Linked DNA regions of Mus musculus: region 1 is linked to region 2. The links are chromatin loops, found by intact Hi-C in ENCODE. Cell type or tissue: left cerebral cortex. All regions are shown on one strand.

Region 1 (8,000 bases), 290 kb after region 2:
ATATAAACAAAAAACAATTCTATGTGGGTTTTTTTTTTTTTTTTTTTTTTTTTGGTTAGCTGTGTAAAAGTCTTCCCAAAAGAAAGGCACCTGGATGGTATTATATAATGGCTCTAATAATGTGTTGCAGTTTGTTTTTGCATTCACATTCCAACATGATTTTGTATCCATGTTATGATATTAAAGCACACACCTTCCCCCAATTATGTGAGAGTTAGATACAAATATCAGTGTATGGGCTGAAGACATGGCTCAGTGGTTAAGAGCACTTGCTGGTCTTCCAGAAGGCCTGAGGCCATCTCATTACCAGCTTGAGAAGCTCACAACCACCTCTAACTCCAGCTCCAGGGAATCTAACAACCTCTTCTTGACACATACACAGTTTAAAAATATCCCCAAACCCCACAAATATCAGTATTGCTATGCCTATTAGGTGTTACAAAGATGTGGGAAAGTGTATAGGCACAGACATAAAGTAGATGCTAGGTGCTAAGATAACAATAGACATGTATAATATATAAATTAATAGAGTACATAGAAGAGGCCTGCAACCTTAGCACTTAGTAGGTGCAGGCAGGAGGATCAGAAAGGTAAAGTAGAACATTAATGGTATCATACTTGTCAACTTGACACAAACCTAGATGTCCCTTCAAAGAGGACTCTCAATTGAGTAATTACCTTCATTAGACTGGCCTGTGGGCTTGTCTGTGAGGCATTTTCTTGATTGCTAATTGATATGGGAGGAGCCAGTCCACTGTGGGCAGTGCCATCCCTGAGCAGGTGGGCTCATGAAACATAACAAAGTAGTAAGCCACGGTGAATTAAGATTTTCTCCATGGTCTCTGCTTCAGTTTTGAAGCAGATTCCCGCCATGGCCTTCCTCGATGCTGGAGCAGAAGGTGAAGCCAACCCTTTATATACCCAAGTTGCCTTTGTCAGCATTTTATCACAATAACAGAGAAGCAAATCAGAACACTTGAGTTCACAGTGAGTTCCAGGCCAGCCCAGGATACTGCAACCCTCTCCCCCAAGACAGAGTTTCTCTGTGTAGCTTTGGCCATTCTTTTTTTTTTTTTTTTTTTTTAAAGATTTATTTATTTATTACATGTAAGTACACTGTAGCTGTCTTCAGACACACCAGAAGAGGGCGTCAGATTTCGCTACAGATGGTTGTGAGCCACCATGTGGTTGCTGGGATTTGAACTCTGGACCTTTGGAAGAACAGTCGGGTGCTCTTACCCACTGAGCCATCTCACCAGCCCAGCTTTGGCCATTCTTGAACTCATTCTGTAGACCAGGCTGGCCTCAAACTCAAGAGATCAGCCTGCCTCTGCCTCTGCCTCTGCCTCTGCCTCCTCTGCCTTTGCCTCTGCCTCCTCTGCCTCTGCCTCTGTCTCCTCTGCCTCTGCCTCTGCCTCTGCCTCCTCTGCCTCTGCCTCCTCTGCCTCCTCTGCCTCCTCTGCCTCCTCTGCCTCCTCTGCCTCCTCTGCCTCTGCCTCTGCCTCTGCCTCTGCCTCTGCCTCTGCCTCTGCCTCTGCCTCTGCCTCTGCCTCCTGCGTTCTGGGATTAAAGATGTGTGCTAACGCCTTCCCGTTTTTAAAGTGTTATAGGAGCTAGGTGTAGTGGCTCACACTTTTAGTTCCAGCACTCAGGAGAAAGAGGCAGGCAGATCTTTGTGAGTTTAAGGACAGCCAAAGGTACATAGTGAGATCTTGTCTAAAACAGTAAAAAAAAAAGAAAGAAAGAAAGAAAGAAAAAAGTGTCATAGAAGCACATAAAACATCGCAAGCAGTTTGTTACAGAATCTTTATGCAAGGCTGATAAAACAAAAGGAAAAGAGCAGAGAGAATTAAAGCAAATCTAAATCTCTATGATGCACAACTTGGGTGATGGTTGTGTCTTTAAAACACATTTTGAAAAATATGATCTGAGGGGCTGGAGAGATGGCTCAGCGGTTAAGAGCACTGACTGCTCTTCCAGAGATCCTGAGTTCAATTCCCAGCAACCACATGGTTGTTCACAACCATCTGTAATGGAACCTGATGCCCTCTTCTGGTGTGTCTGAAGACAGCTACAGTGTACTCATATAAATAAAATAAATAAATCTTTAAAAAAAAGAAAAAGAAAAATATGATCTGCCGGGCGTGGTGGCACACGCCTTTAATCCCAGCACTCGGGAGGCAAAGGCAGGCGGATTTCTGAGTTCCAGGCCAGCCTGGTCTACAAAGTGAGTTCCAGGACAACCAGGGCTATGCAGAGAAACCCTGTCTTGAAAAAACAAAACAAACAAACAAACAAACTGATCTGCAGTGAAACAAACAGTAATGTTCACAAATGTATTACATGCCTCTCAACATTTTTTAGGTACCTTGGCTATTAAGTTGGAGTCATTTGGGTATATTCTGGTCAGTGGGTCATGAAAATTGATTGGGTTGTTTCTATTTCAAGACTCTTAATACTAGTTATTAAAGAGCTCGCTTGAGTCATGTTCTGCCCAGAAAGATGTTGATCTTGGAAGCAAGGAACATTGAAATGAATAGTTGGGAGATAGAAACCCTCTAGTTCTCTGAAGATCTAGAGGGCAGCCAGGAAGAACTAGCCAGCTTTAGGAAATACCATGAGAATGAGACGAATTTTCAAGCTAAGTTGGGGGTATAACAATGTTATAACAATGAAGCCTAGTCTAGCTCATCCAAATTCAAGAATAAATGTATTTCACAGGTTAATTGTGTACGTGCCTAAGTGGGTGGAATTTAAAAACATCTTTTCTATAGTTGGCATACTAGTTTCACTTATAGAAATTGTTTTCACTCCATTCCACATCTCAATTAGACTCCACTCACAAAGGAAAAACATTGGTGCTATCTTCCTCGGAATTCTTGACTAATTTTCAGGTGTGCCCAATCATTTAGAGACATTTTTTAATTTAAATTAAAACTTAAAAGATTTAGATAGATCCTCACCTGTCCTAGGCTGGCCCAAAACAACGTATCTGAGGGTATTGAATACCCTTAGCTTGCAGGTGTATATAGTGCTGAGTATCACCCAGAGCTTCTGGGGCACCAGCAAGCATTTTACATCCTTGATTATCTACATCCCTTTTCCTCTTTTCCCCTAGATGGCGTCTCAGCATGAAGCAAGGACTGGCCTGAAACTCCTCATGTTCTTGACTCTGCCGCCGAAGTACAGTACGAAACGCGAACGCAAAGTTGCAATGATAACAGCAACATTTAAATATTATTTAATTGCATTTCTGCGGCATACCCATTTGGAACGTAAGTGTTAGCTAGATGTACATTTATATGCTCATGTTTTTAGGTAAACAAGTAGCCGGCTCTGACATAAAAAGATTGCTACTCTAAGTTAAGTCTACACTTAACTCGTTAGGCTTAATACCGACAGGAACTTTACTAAGAGCACTTACATCTTAAGGCCAAAATTACTTTCATTTATTTCTCCTTTCAGCCCTAGGGAAAAAGCAGTCATATACTGCCATGCTTTCTTCAACGCCAGTGTGCTATTTCTGAAGGCCTACACCGTGGATTAACAAGATCCCTAAATGGACCCAAAAGAAAACCGCACTAGACCAGAAACCCAGTGTGTGGACGCTCTGGAGGAGAATTGGCAGGAAACCTCGGGGAGAGCCTCTCGCCACCGGGAGCCTCCGCCCGTGTTTCCTTAGCTCCCGCCTCAACAAGCCCATTGGCGGTCGGGCGGTTGCTAGCTTCCTCCGCAACTAGGGCGGGCCGGAACTTTTGTCTGCCGGAACCGGTGTACGCCGCTCAGTGTTGTCGACCGGCGTCAAGGCGACGAGGGTGCTGTTCTCTTCCTCCGGCTGCGGTGGCTGTGGAGTTCAGCCCAGCCAGTCTGGTAGGAGCACAGTCGTCCGGACTGTGTCTATGGTCGCTCCGCGGGCCGCTTTGCTGGCTGGTGCATTTGTATCAGGGCAAGCAGTATTATTCCATGGCAGGGAACTTCTGGCAGAGCTCCCACTAGTAAGTGAGCTTCCATTTTCTCGCCTGGGGCCGGGGCTGGGGCACAGGAGGGCTGGGCCTGCCCATCCCTCGGGGTTTCCATCCTGGCCGCTGCGGGTGAGCCCTCCCTGGGAAGCCGGGGGTCCGAAACGTGATGCTGTCGTTTGCGAGCCTCCCCTCTTCTCACAGAGAGATTTCGGGAGCAGAGGGGAGGTGAGCTCGAAGGATGGGTAAGAGGTAAGGGGTTTGATCTCCGGGAAGGGAGTCGGAGGCGGTTTCATTTCAAATTTGGGGTTTGATTGGTGGGATGATGTGGGCACCGGCAAGGGAAAGAGTGACCCATTGTAGCTCTGTGAGGTTCCCTGCTTTGGATGGACATGGTTGGCTATTGCTAGCTAGCTTGTTTGTTTGTTTGTTTTTTCATAGCAGTGATATTATAATCTCTTGTCATTCGCCTTACTGTAGATTTAATATTTACTCAGAGGAGAGGAGTGAGTCGTGCTTGTTTCTACCTGCTGCTTCCTGGCCCAGCCTTATGCCTAGATTGACACCACTACCCCCATCCCCGAAGCAGTGTTTCTCACGTTGAGGGATGGCTGCCCTAAAACTCACAGGCTGGCATCGAACTTAATGAAATCTGCCTGCCTCTGCTTCTGCTTCTAAGTGTTGGAATTAAAGGCATGAGCCACCAATTGCAGGCTCCTAAATTGACTTTAATGCTTCTAGAATTTGCGAGCACAGGGGCTCTCAAAATATATCCATTTTCATTCATTAGCCAGTGTCTTATATTTTGCCTTAAAGTCGTGTATTTCCCAGATTTTGTCCTCTTCCTTTAACCACTTAAATCACTAAATTTTAATGTCTTTCAGTGACCATGGAAGGGCTAAAGTAATCTTAAAGATATTTGTCTCTAAATACATTTGGTTAAACATGCAGGAAGTTGTATGCTTGGGCTAAGCGTTGAGCAGGCTTTCCACTAAATACATAAAAAATGAACAGGACTAGATAGAGACATTTAGTTTAATTAAATTTTAGTGGGAAGAGAATAACAAAATTTTAATTCTGTGAATTGGTTTGCTTGTTTCCCTCTTTGCCTGAGAATAAAGAAGAAGAAGGGGGAAAAAAAAAGAAAGAAAGAAAACTGAATTTGGAAACCTGTTTCTGAAAGCAGGTCCTCCCTTGCTACCAAGTGTTTCTGGGAAGATGAAAGGCCAATGAAGCATCACTGGGGGACATTATTTTACATTGTTCTCACTCACTGAGATGTTTCCATTAAAAAAATGAAATACAAAAGGGGATGACCCAAAAAGGTGGGATAAAGCTTGGGCCTGTACTTAATCCTGGTGCTCAGATAATGCCTTGATTGCCTGTCTCAGTGACATAATACTAAGACAGGCAGTAGTAAGTCTTTGGATATAGCAAGAGTCTATCTTCCAGGATGGTTCTTAGTCTAGAGGGTCTGAAAACCTGTGTGCTGGTGTTTGGTACACATGACACTATGAAGGAAATTGAGAAAGAGGTAGAGAAGCTTTGAAACCATCAAGAGATTCTTTACCCTCAAGTTTTCCTGTTTTTTGTTTTTTTCTTCAAACGATCTTGCTGAGGCTGCCAGTGGGCTGCTGAAAAACTAGAGAACTCTGATGAATAACTTACCTGAGAGTTTGAAATGGCGTCTACAGCATCCTTGTTAATCGACCAGACAGTACGGGAGTCACACTGATTGACACAGATTTATATCCAGCAAAGCACTCACAAATATATTCCACTCACAAATAGCACTCACAAAAACCAAAGAGATTTTATTGGTCCAACAAGACTGAGAAACTTGGGGGTGATGGTGAAAACACTGATTGAAAAGGGGATTAAATTAGAAAAATATAAAATTTGCTCCAGGTCTGAATGTATTTGAAACAGGTGAGCATGTATTGAAGAACTCAAGTATTTCATTGTTGAACATAATTTACTAAGGATTTTAGAGACCTATTCTGAAGAGTTAATGCTGAAGTTTCAGAGGTAAACTGGTGCTCTACCTCAGCTGCATTCCCAGCCAGACACTGTCTTTTATCAATGTTTTAAGTACATACCTCCAAATAAATAAATAAATAAATAAATAAATAAATAAATAAATAAATGGAGGAAGAAGAAGCTGGGTGAAGCACTGCATGCCTTTAATCACAGAACTTGGTGGTGATGGGGAGGGGCCGATCTCTGTGAGCTTGAGGCTGGTCTGATCCATGGAAGGAGTTCCAGGATAGCCAGAGCTAACCAGAACCAAACAGACAAATAAAGACAGAGAGAGGTGTGCCTCGTAGAAGATGGTAAGCTTATTGAATCTTAATGTTTTAAATGCTTTGGCTTGTTGGCTTTTTTCCTATAAATTTATTTATTCACTTTACATCCCAATATCAACCCTCTCTCCTCCCAGTACCTCAAGCAGCTCCTCCCCTTCCCATCCCTGCTGTTGCCTTTCTATGCCATGTTTTAAATCTTTACCTTCTCTAGTTTGCAGTGGATTTTGGATAAACAAGATCTGTTGAAAGAGCGCCAAAAGGACCTAAAGTTTCTCTCAGAAGAGGAGTATTGGAAGTTACAAATATTTTTTACAAATGGTAAACTTTTATATTGGTTGAAGTAGTATACTATAGCTGGTCACTATTTTATATGGTAATTTCCATGAGTTGTTAAAGTCTATAGTTAATGCTTTTATTTAGACAATTATCATTTCAGTGTTCTGGGTAATACTTTTCGCACCTTATGTATTATAGCCCAGTGTTGACTAATCTCAGGCATTTCTAGTGAGGTCCATTTTTAAGGTTGGCCTAAGCAAAATACTTTAAGAATAAATGATTATTTAAATTAGCATCCAGTAGTTCTCATTTTACCTTATAACTTTGCATAAGCAAGAAGATTTAGTCGCCAGGCGGTAGTGGCGCACACCTTTGATCCCAGCACACAGGAGGCAGAGGCAGGTGGATTCCTGAGTTCGAGGCCAGCCTGGTCTACAAAGTGAGTTCCAGGACAGCCAGGGCTACACAGAGAAACCCTGTCTCGAAAAATCCAAACAAAAGATGATGACTTGGGAACAAAACACCCATGGAAGGAGTTACAGAGACAAAGTTTGGAGCTGAGATGAAAGGATGGACCTCGTAGAGACTGCCATATCCAGGGATCCACCCCATAATCAGCATCCAAACGCTGACACCATTGCATACACTAGCAAGATTTTATTGAAAGGACCCAGATGTAGCTGTCTCTTGTGAGACTATGCCGGGGCCTAGCAAACACAGAAGTGGATGCTCACAGTCAGCTAATGGATGGATCATAGGGCTCCCAATGGAGGAGCTAGAGAAAGTAGCCAAGGAGCTAAAGGGATCTGCAACCCTATAGGTGGAACAACATTATGAACTAACCAGTACCCCGGAGCTCTTGACTCTAGCTGCATATATATCAAAAGATGGCCTAGTCGGCCATCACTGGAAAGAGAGGCCCATTGGACTTGCAAACTTTATATGCCCCAGTACAGGGGAACACCAGGGCCAAAAAGGGGGAGTGGGTGGGCAGGGGAGTGGGGGTGGGTGGATATGGGGGACTTTTGGTATAGCATTGGAAATGTAAATGAGCTAAATACCTAATAAAAAATGGAAAAAAAAAAAGAATTACAGGAAAATACAACCAAAAAAAAAAAAAAAAAAAAGATGATGACTTAGTCAAGAGACCTTTTCTGTGTCTGGGATAGCTTTGTTGCCTATTTTGTTTGTTTAATTGTATTTATTTTTTTATATGTATGAGTATTTGGCCTGTATCTGTGCATTATATGCTGTGCCTAATGCTGAGGAGGTGTGGCTCCCCTGGGACTGGAGTTACAGATGGATATGAGCCACCTTGTGGGTGTTGGGAGTGGAACCCAGGTCTTACTATCGCTCCCATCCTGCCATCTGATCTTCACCATGTTACTCTCTGCAAACCTACCTTTTTCCTTATATCAAAGATTAACTATGAATTTCTTGGTAAATAACAAAATCTATC
Region 2 (8,000 bases):
AGAGACAAAGTTTGGAGCTGAGATGAAAGGATGGACCATCTAGAGACTGCCATACCTGAGGATCCATCCCATAAACAGCCTCCAAACGCTGACACTATTGCATACACCAGCAAGATTTTGCTGAAAGAACCCTGATATAGCTGTCTCTTGTGAGACTATGTGGGGGCCTAGCAAACACAGAAGTTGATGCTCACAGTCCACTATTGGATGGATCACAGGGCCCCCAATGGAGGAGCTAGAGAAAGTACCCAAGGAGCTAAAGGGATCTGCAACCCTATAGGTGAAACAACAATGCGAACTAACCAGTAACCCCCAGAGCTTGTATCTCTTGCTGCATATGAATCAGAAAATGGCCTAGTTGACCATCAGTGGTAAGAGAAACCCATTAGTTGTGCAAACTTTATATGCCTCAGTATAGGGGAATGACAGGGCCAAGAATTGGGAGTGGGTGTGTAGGGAAAATTGGGGGTGTACGGTATGTGGGACTTGAAATGTAAATGAAGAAAAAACCTAATTCAAAAAAAAAAAAAAGAAATCCAGATGAAACAAAAAAAAATTAAATTAAATTAAAAATTCCTTTATATATTATTTCTCTTACATTTACCTCTTTGTGGTACCCAGTAGCTTAACAAAGAACTTGTTTTTGTAAACCTAATACCATCTTCACAGTGTTCTTACCAAACCCACTAGGATCATACTCAAGGTTGTTCTGATGCAGGCAGCCTCATTGTTTTGGGTTATAAAAAGCTCCATTTTCTTGCAAACAGGATTTAAACATCACTAAAATAGAAAAACTTTGGTTTTGTAAAGAGGCCACTGTGTGTGTTTTAGTCACTTGAGCATGAGTTTTCCAAAGAGGCCACTGTGTGCTGTTTCAGAGCCCTGGTGTACCAATACAATATTCTCTTTGCTCTCTTTTGTTATAATTCAATCATAATGTCTGTTCAGGTATATTTCTGTTAGGTACAGGGGAACACCAGGGCCAAGAAGTGGGAGTGGGTAGGTGAGTGTGGGGGAGGAGGGTATGAGGGACTTTTGGGATAGCATTGGAAATGTAAATGAAGAAAATACCTAATTAAAATTAAATTAAATTAAAAATTAAAAAACAAAAACAAACAAACAAAAAAGAGTTGGAGCGTGGAGGTTAGGAGGTAAAGATCTGTTAGATCCATTAGTGATGTAGGTAAAGGGAGTACATTGCAGGGGTTGGGAGCTGTAGCAGGTGTTGTCCTGCAGAGTTAGGGACAAGCCTGGGGGATGGAGTTAAAGGAATGGAGGGTGAAATTAAGATGTACAGTTAGTCCACCTGCTTCCCTGGTAAGAATTGTATCTATGTTACTTGTGCATGTGTCCCCCTCCCCATTGCCCACTCTGTGTGTGTGTGTGTGTGTGTGTGTGTGTGTGTGTGTGTGTGTGTGTGTGTGTGTGTGTTCTGACAGGAGTACACCGTGCAAGAGTCAGTTTCTGACTGTCATCACATGCATCCAAAAGATAAAATTCTCATTTTAAGAGGACTTTCCCACTGAGCCGCCTCACAGATGTATCTGGATTGTTTATAAAGCACACTGTTCTATCCCCATATATCTGGTAGATGTAATTCAGTGAGTTTTTGCTCTCTCCTGTCAGGCTTATTGGAATCCTAATTCCTAATGCTATAACTATATGCTGGGAGTTAGATCCCCTTTTTTTGGTGGGGTTATATCCTTATAAGAGGAATATCAGAAAGCTCTCTTGTATTTCCTGCATAGAAAGCTACCAGGAGAATTAGGTTGCCTCTAGTCCTGAAGACATCCCTCACTAGAACCTAATCATTTTAGCACCCTGATCCCAGACTTGCAAACTCCGATGAAGATCATAAAGATAGACATGAAAAATTAACAACTTATATCATTTGGCCTAAATTTCTTGGGAATTTATTGACAGAGATAGATTTAAAGGTAATGTTAAGGGTATGAGCTAGAAATTTTGCCTTGCTTGTATTCTGTAAGTCTTTGTCTTAGGGTCCAAAGTACTGTATCACCTCTGTTAGTAGTTAAGGAAATAAAACCGTTAGATTGGTTGACATTGCCTCATCCTGCTTCCTGTTTATGCTACATCAGTGTCTAAAACTTCCTGTCCTGTTACTTTTCCTTTATATCATCTGAAATTGTAGAATGAAAGTAATTATTACTCCCTGAGGCTCAGTTATTTGCTCTCATTTCACAGTGGCTTTGTATATTTCAAATGATAAGTCCTTCACTAAAATTATCAAGCCTTGTCTCCAGAGCTATTTGAAGTGATTTCTCCTAAACAGCAGAAAGCTTAGCTATCACAACACCCGTAAATGAAACAAGAAAGGGCAGGTTGTCCTGCCAGCAGCACTCAGAGCAGCTGACTGGAGTGAATGAATTAGTCTATTCTGCCGTTTGTGTTTACCCAAATTGTGATAGTACCACAGTGAAATTGGTTTTGCTTTTTCAGACATTTGCTAAAGAATTAAGCAGTACCCCAGCACTTGGGAAAAGCCAAGGCACTTTTTGCTTATAGGAATGACTGCTTAGTTCAACTTTCCAGTTACTAAACTATACTAGGTACTGTGCTGGGACCTTGGAATAGTAAGGGTGAGGGGGCAGCACAATGTCACATCGTTCAAGACATATTCATCTTCTAGTCAGACATTAAGGAAATTGCAGCCTAGTAGAAGGATCATGTGCAAGATTGATGCCAGCAAAGATGAGAGAACTTTAACTCTACCTTGAGAGAGAAAGACATCTACCACAGGAACTTAAGTTAGGTCTTAAACGTAAAATGATATACCAAAGTGATAGAGTGCTCTTCTAGCATTCATGAGGCCCTGGGTTCAATTCCGGTACTGGAGCGAAAAGAGTCACAAGATGGATCAGTATGGAGTGGGCTAGAATTCTAAGCTAAGAAAAGAGTATACATAGAGGCTCAAACATATAAAAGAATTCAACTTATTCTGGTCTCTAAATATACATGGATGAAACATTAGAAGGATACCCAGGAAAGACAAAGGTCAGGAGAGAATGAAATGGTACTGTGGCTTTGAGGGGTCTGGAGAAGCTAAAGCCATGAAAATCCTTGGCAACAAAGATGAAACACTTGCTTAGCTACAAAAGTCATGGGACTCCACTACAGAGTTCCTGTAGGGAAGTAGGACTGAGTTTGCATTTAGAGATAATTCTAGCAGCAGTATAGAGTGTGAACTAGAGGCACAGCCTATAGTGTTAAGAAGAATTATTGTGCACTAAATGAAATAATTAAATATTCAAAGCCTTTAACTGGCACCCTAATAGTATAGGAAAGAGGGAAGACATGGGTAGAAATATTTGTAAATTAAGATCAAGACTACATGATGCTTGGTTGAACTTTGGAGATTAGAGAAAAGATTTAGTGGTATTCAAATCCCTACTCAATTTACTAGAGTAGGAGATAGTGTCAGCCAAAAACTTGGGGGAGGACAAAATACATTTCATTACTTTGGGATAACAGTTGGAAATTTGTTGGGCAGTACAAGTCAGGTAGGTATAAAGCTTGGAAAAGATGATCAGACTAGACATGTTACCCTGTTACCCTAAAAGTCAGAAAACATGAGAATGAAATTGTGATGAAAGATAAAAGAAAAAAGGTGGAGTCAGACACCAGAAGGAAACAGAGAGAACTCCCTAGGAACCTTGCAATTGAAGTATATGTGATGGGTGTGATAGTGGGTGCATTTAATACTAGTACTGGAGGTGGAGAAGAGAGTCGAGAGTTCAAGGCTAGCATGAGCTACCCATCAAGTTCAAGGCTAGTCTGGGCTGCACAGCTAGACTCTCTGTCTGTACAAATAAATGCATGAATGGATGGATAAATAAATGATTTTAAAATAATATGAGCTGTCGAAGATATCAGTTTATATCATTAGTTCACGCAGGGAGTTATCCTACTTACATTCCTCTGGCTGTAATAAATGTCATACCCCAAAATAACAAGAGAAGGAAAGTGTTTGTTTATCTTACAGGATATAGTCTGTCATCCAGAAAAGCCCAGGCAGGAATGCAAAGCAAGGACCTAGAGAAAAAGGAGCAAGAGCGGAGAGCACAGAGGAATGCTTCCTATTGTTTTGCTCTTTTGGCTTGCTCACCTTGCTTTCTTATACAATCCAGAACCACCTTCCCAGAAGTAGCATCTCCTAAAAGAAAACTCCTCCACAGATATGCTCACTAGTCAATATGGTAGAGGCAATTCCTCAACAGCAGTTTCCTCTTCCCAACTGACTAGTTTGTGTCAATGGCACAACGAACACAATTGATCTCTTGTCAACTTAACATACAAATGCATCATTTTAAACCATAGCCTTTCTGTTCTTGTTCATGCTCAAGATGTCATGTCAATATTAACTCCTGTATTAGTTACTTTTTGGTTACTGTGAGTAAACATCAGGACCAAAGTCAATTTAAAGGAGAGAGACAGAGTTTCCTCTGGCTTGCAGTTCCAGGGAGTTAAGAGTACCATGGCAGGACAGAAGCATGGCAGCAAGCAGCACACACAGCAGCTATGTGAGCAGAAAACTGAGCAATCACATCTTCAAATGAAAGCACAAACCAGAAAATTAACTTTCTTAAACTTCCTTCTCTGGTCTGCCATTTTTAAATCTACCAGTAGGTGGAACTCTGGTATTTACTAAATCAAACAACGTTTGCTTAACAGTGCCTTTGTTTCCTGCTCTAAACACTATGTAGTATTTAGAAAAAAAATGCCAGTCTCCAAGGGCAGAAACGTGTCTGGTACTATAAGCCTAGCCAAGAATCCATGGATGAGGAAGTCATAGACCTGAGAAAAGAACCTACCATTATCATTTTGTTAAACAAAAATATTATTGAATTCCTTTTAAATACTTCTCTTTATAACCATAGGTTAGCTCAACTCTTAGCCCTCATCATGGGAACATTTCTTGAAGTGGACAATAGTTATAAGAGACATAAACAATCAAAATGTAAACAATCATGACTCTAGGACATTTGACCATAGCTATGGCATCTATATTGCATCCTTTCTCTCCCAAGGCTTAGGGAACATTATGGAAGAGGAACAAGAAAATCTTAAGAGGCCAAGGTTGGGAAGAACAGCTACAAAAGTGTCTTCTGGACATGGCTTAGCTGGTACCTAATAAACTCAGAATAGCAGTGTTTACCTAGGCAAGACCTGCACAAGACTAGACCCATCAGCCTTTCATCACTAAAAAGAGATGGGCTTAAGAGATCCCCTCATCCCTCCCTGAGAAATTATTATATTGAAAAAATGGTAGCTGGGAGAATCTTTGTCATTTTCTTTAGCAGTATGGCAACTGATTGGTTGGCCATACTCCAGTAAACAGCCCTCACTGTGCTCAAGCAGAGAATCCTAATTAAACTCAGTGAGTCATACAAAAATGACATAGAAGTAGGAGAGAGACTTGTGGGGAAGTGGGGATGGGTCAGAGTACTAAGGAGAGAAGGACTAAAATTCACTATGTACATATATAAATCTGTCAAAGATTAAAAATAGGTCAGTTATTTACATAAAATAGAGATAAAATGTGTAGTCTTTCAATGATTCAATGGCATGAATAATAAGAAAATTATCATGAAAAACTTTTATTTATTTGTTTACATTGAGTAGGGTCATTTTAAATACCTTAAAACTGAGAATATGATTAAAGCACAGTACATTCATGTAATAATATGGAACCATTACCAGTTTTATGTTCAAATATTTTTAAGTGTGTGTGTGTGTGTGTGTGTGTGTGTGTGTGTGACTGTGGGCATTTGAGGACAGGGAACAATTTGTATGAGTTGATTCTCTTTCCACCATGAATTTCAGGAATCATACTCAGGTATGATGGTATACCAACTTGTTGGCCCTACTCCAGGATATCTAGTGGCACTTGTAATTACAGAGGTTAGGAGATACCTCAGACAACAAAGTAATTGTTTTGCAAGCATAAGGATCTCAGAACTTATGCATTAAAGCCATACATACGTGGTGTTGTATACTTGTAACCCCAGTGTTGAAATAGAAAGATCCTTGAGACTCATTGGCCAACCAGAAAAGACTACTCAGCAAGCTCCAGGCAAGTTTAAAAAAAAAAAACCTTGTCATGGAGCCTGATATAGCTGTCTCCTGTGAAGCTATGCCAGTACCTGGAAAATACAGAAGTGGAAGCTCACGGTCATCCATTGGACAGAGCCCAGGGTCCCCAGTGAAGGAGATAGAGAAAGGACCCAAGGAGCTGAAGAGGTTTGCAGCCCCATAGGAGGAACAATATGAATTAACCAGTACCCCCCTCCCGAGCTCCCTGGGACTAAACGACCAATCAAAGAAAATACATGGTGGGACTTGTGGCTCTAGCTGCATATGTAGCAGAGGATGGCCTAGTCGGCCATCAATGGGAGGAGAGGCCCAAGGTCTTGCCAAGACTCTATGCCCCAGTATAGGACAATGCCAGGGCCAGGAAGCAGGAGTGGGGTGCTTGGGGAGCAGGGAATGAGGGGAGGGAATAAGGGGTTTTTGGAGAGGAAACTAGGAAAGGGCATAGCATTTGAAATACAAATAAAGAAAATATCTAATTTAAAAAAAAAAAAAAGAAACCTTGTCACGTTAAACAAGGTGATTTTTCCTGAGGAAAGATATTCGAGGATGACCTTTGTCCTCTACATTCATGTGCACACAAGTAATCTCTCTCTCTCTCTCTCTCTCTCTCTCTCTCTCTCTCTCTCTCTCTCTCTCTCTCTCTCATACACACACACAACAAAGAAGGTAAAATACAAAATTAATTTTATCAGAATTTACAAAATTATCCATACACATAGGCCAGACACATGGCTCAACAGGTAAAGTATTTGCCTCCCAAGTCTGAGGATCAGAGTTCAGATCCCCAGAACCCATGAAAGAAAGCCACATTGAGCTATTGTTTTTAATTGCTAAGTAGTACTCCATTGTGTAAATGTACCACATTTTCTATGTCTATTCTTCTGTTGAGGGACATCTGGGTTGTTTCTAGCTTCTTCCTATTATAAATATGGCTGCTGTGAACATAGTGGAGCTTGTGTCTTTATTACGTGTTGGAGCATATTCTGGAGTGGTATACCTGGATCCTCAGGTAGTACTATGTCCAGTTTCCTCAGAAACCACCAGACTGATTTCCAAAGTATTTGTACCAGTTTGCAATCCTACCAGCAATGGAGGAGTGCTCCTCTTTCTCCACATCCTTGCCAGCATCTGTTGTCACCTGAGTTTTTGATCTTAGCCATTCTGGCTGGTGTGAGGTGGAATCTCTGGGTTGTTTTGATTTGCATTTCCCTGATGACTAAGGATAACGAAGTGTTTCCTGAGTTGAGAATTCTCTGCTTAGCCCTGTTCCCCATTTTTTGATAGGGTTATTTGGTTCTCTGGGGTTGAACAATTTCACAAAATTCGCAGGCAAAGGGATGGATCTAGAAAATATCATCCTAAGTGATATAACTCAGTCACAAAAGAACACACATGGTATGTACTCACTGATAAGTGGATATTAGGCAAAGAGCGTGGAATTTCCACGATACAACTAACAAAGCATATAAAGCTCAAGAGGAAGGAAGACCAAAGAGTGGATACTTCAGTCCTACTTAGAAGGGAGAACAATATACTCAAGGGAAGTAGAGGGTGGGAGGGACTTGGGAGGAAGATGGGGGGAAAGGGGGCAGAATTAGGTGTTGGAGGAGTGGAGGAAATGTGCAGACAGTCAGGAAATTGAACAGAGGTATGTAGCAATGGGGAACGGGAAACTGGGACTAGCAACCAGAAAGTCCCAGATGCCAGGAAAGCAAGAGTATCCCAGGACCCCACAGGGATGACATTAGCTGAAATAGCCCACAAAGGGGAGGGAGAACTTGTTGAGACCATATCCAAAGGTTAGGCATGTATGGCCTTCCATGTTGTGGGATGGGGCCACTCACCCATCTCCAAACTTTTAACTCAGAATTACTCCTGTCTAAAGG

Evidence for each region. Hi-C counts contacts between places; a loop is a spot of excess contacts. Peaks named below come from ENCODE experiments on the same cell type or tissue, not always from the same donor. Only the 100,000 strongest peaks of a DNase experiment are listed, where the experiment ranks them.
Region 1: it touches region 2 in a loop (4-fold over the local background); 2 of 42 quality-filtered maps call a loop at or near these places.

The regions. Positions count from the first base shown.
Region 1 is chr4:21,723,921-21,731,920 of GRCm38, forward strand. Ccnc (cyclin C) reads left to right here and starts at 3,781. Exons shown (of 12, transcript NM_016746.4): 1 at 3,781-3,995; 2 at 6,477-6,583. The coding sequence starts at 3,964. In left cerebral cortex, a CTCF peak has its summit at 3,115; DNase peaks (open chromatin) are centred at 3,135, 3,758 and 4,488; H3K4me3 peaks cover 1,942 bases; H3K27ac peaks cover 1,181 bases.
Region 2 is chr4:21,432,227-21,440,226 of GRCm38, forward strand. No RefSeq gene overlaps it. Among named protein-coding and RNA genes, the nearest start is that of Prdm13, 250 kb to the right of the region's middle. In left cerebral cortex, a CTCF peak has its summit at 4,644 (motif pointing right); a DNase peak (open chromatin) is centred at 4,701.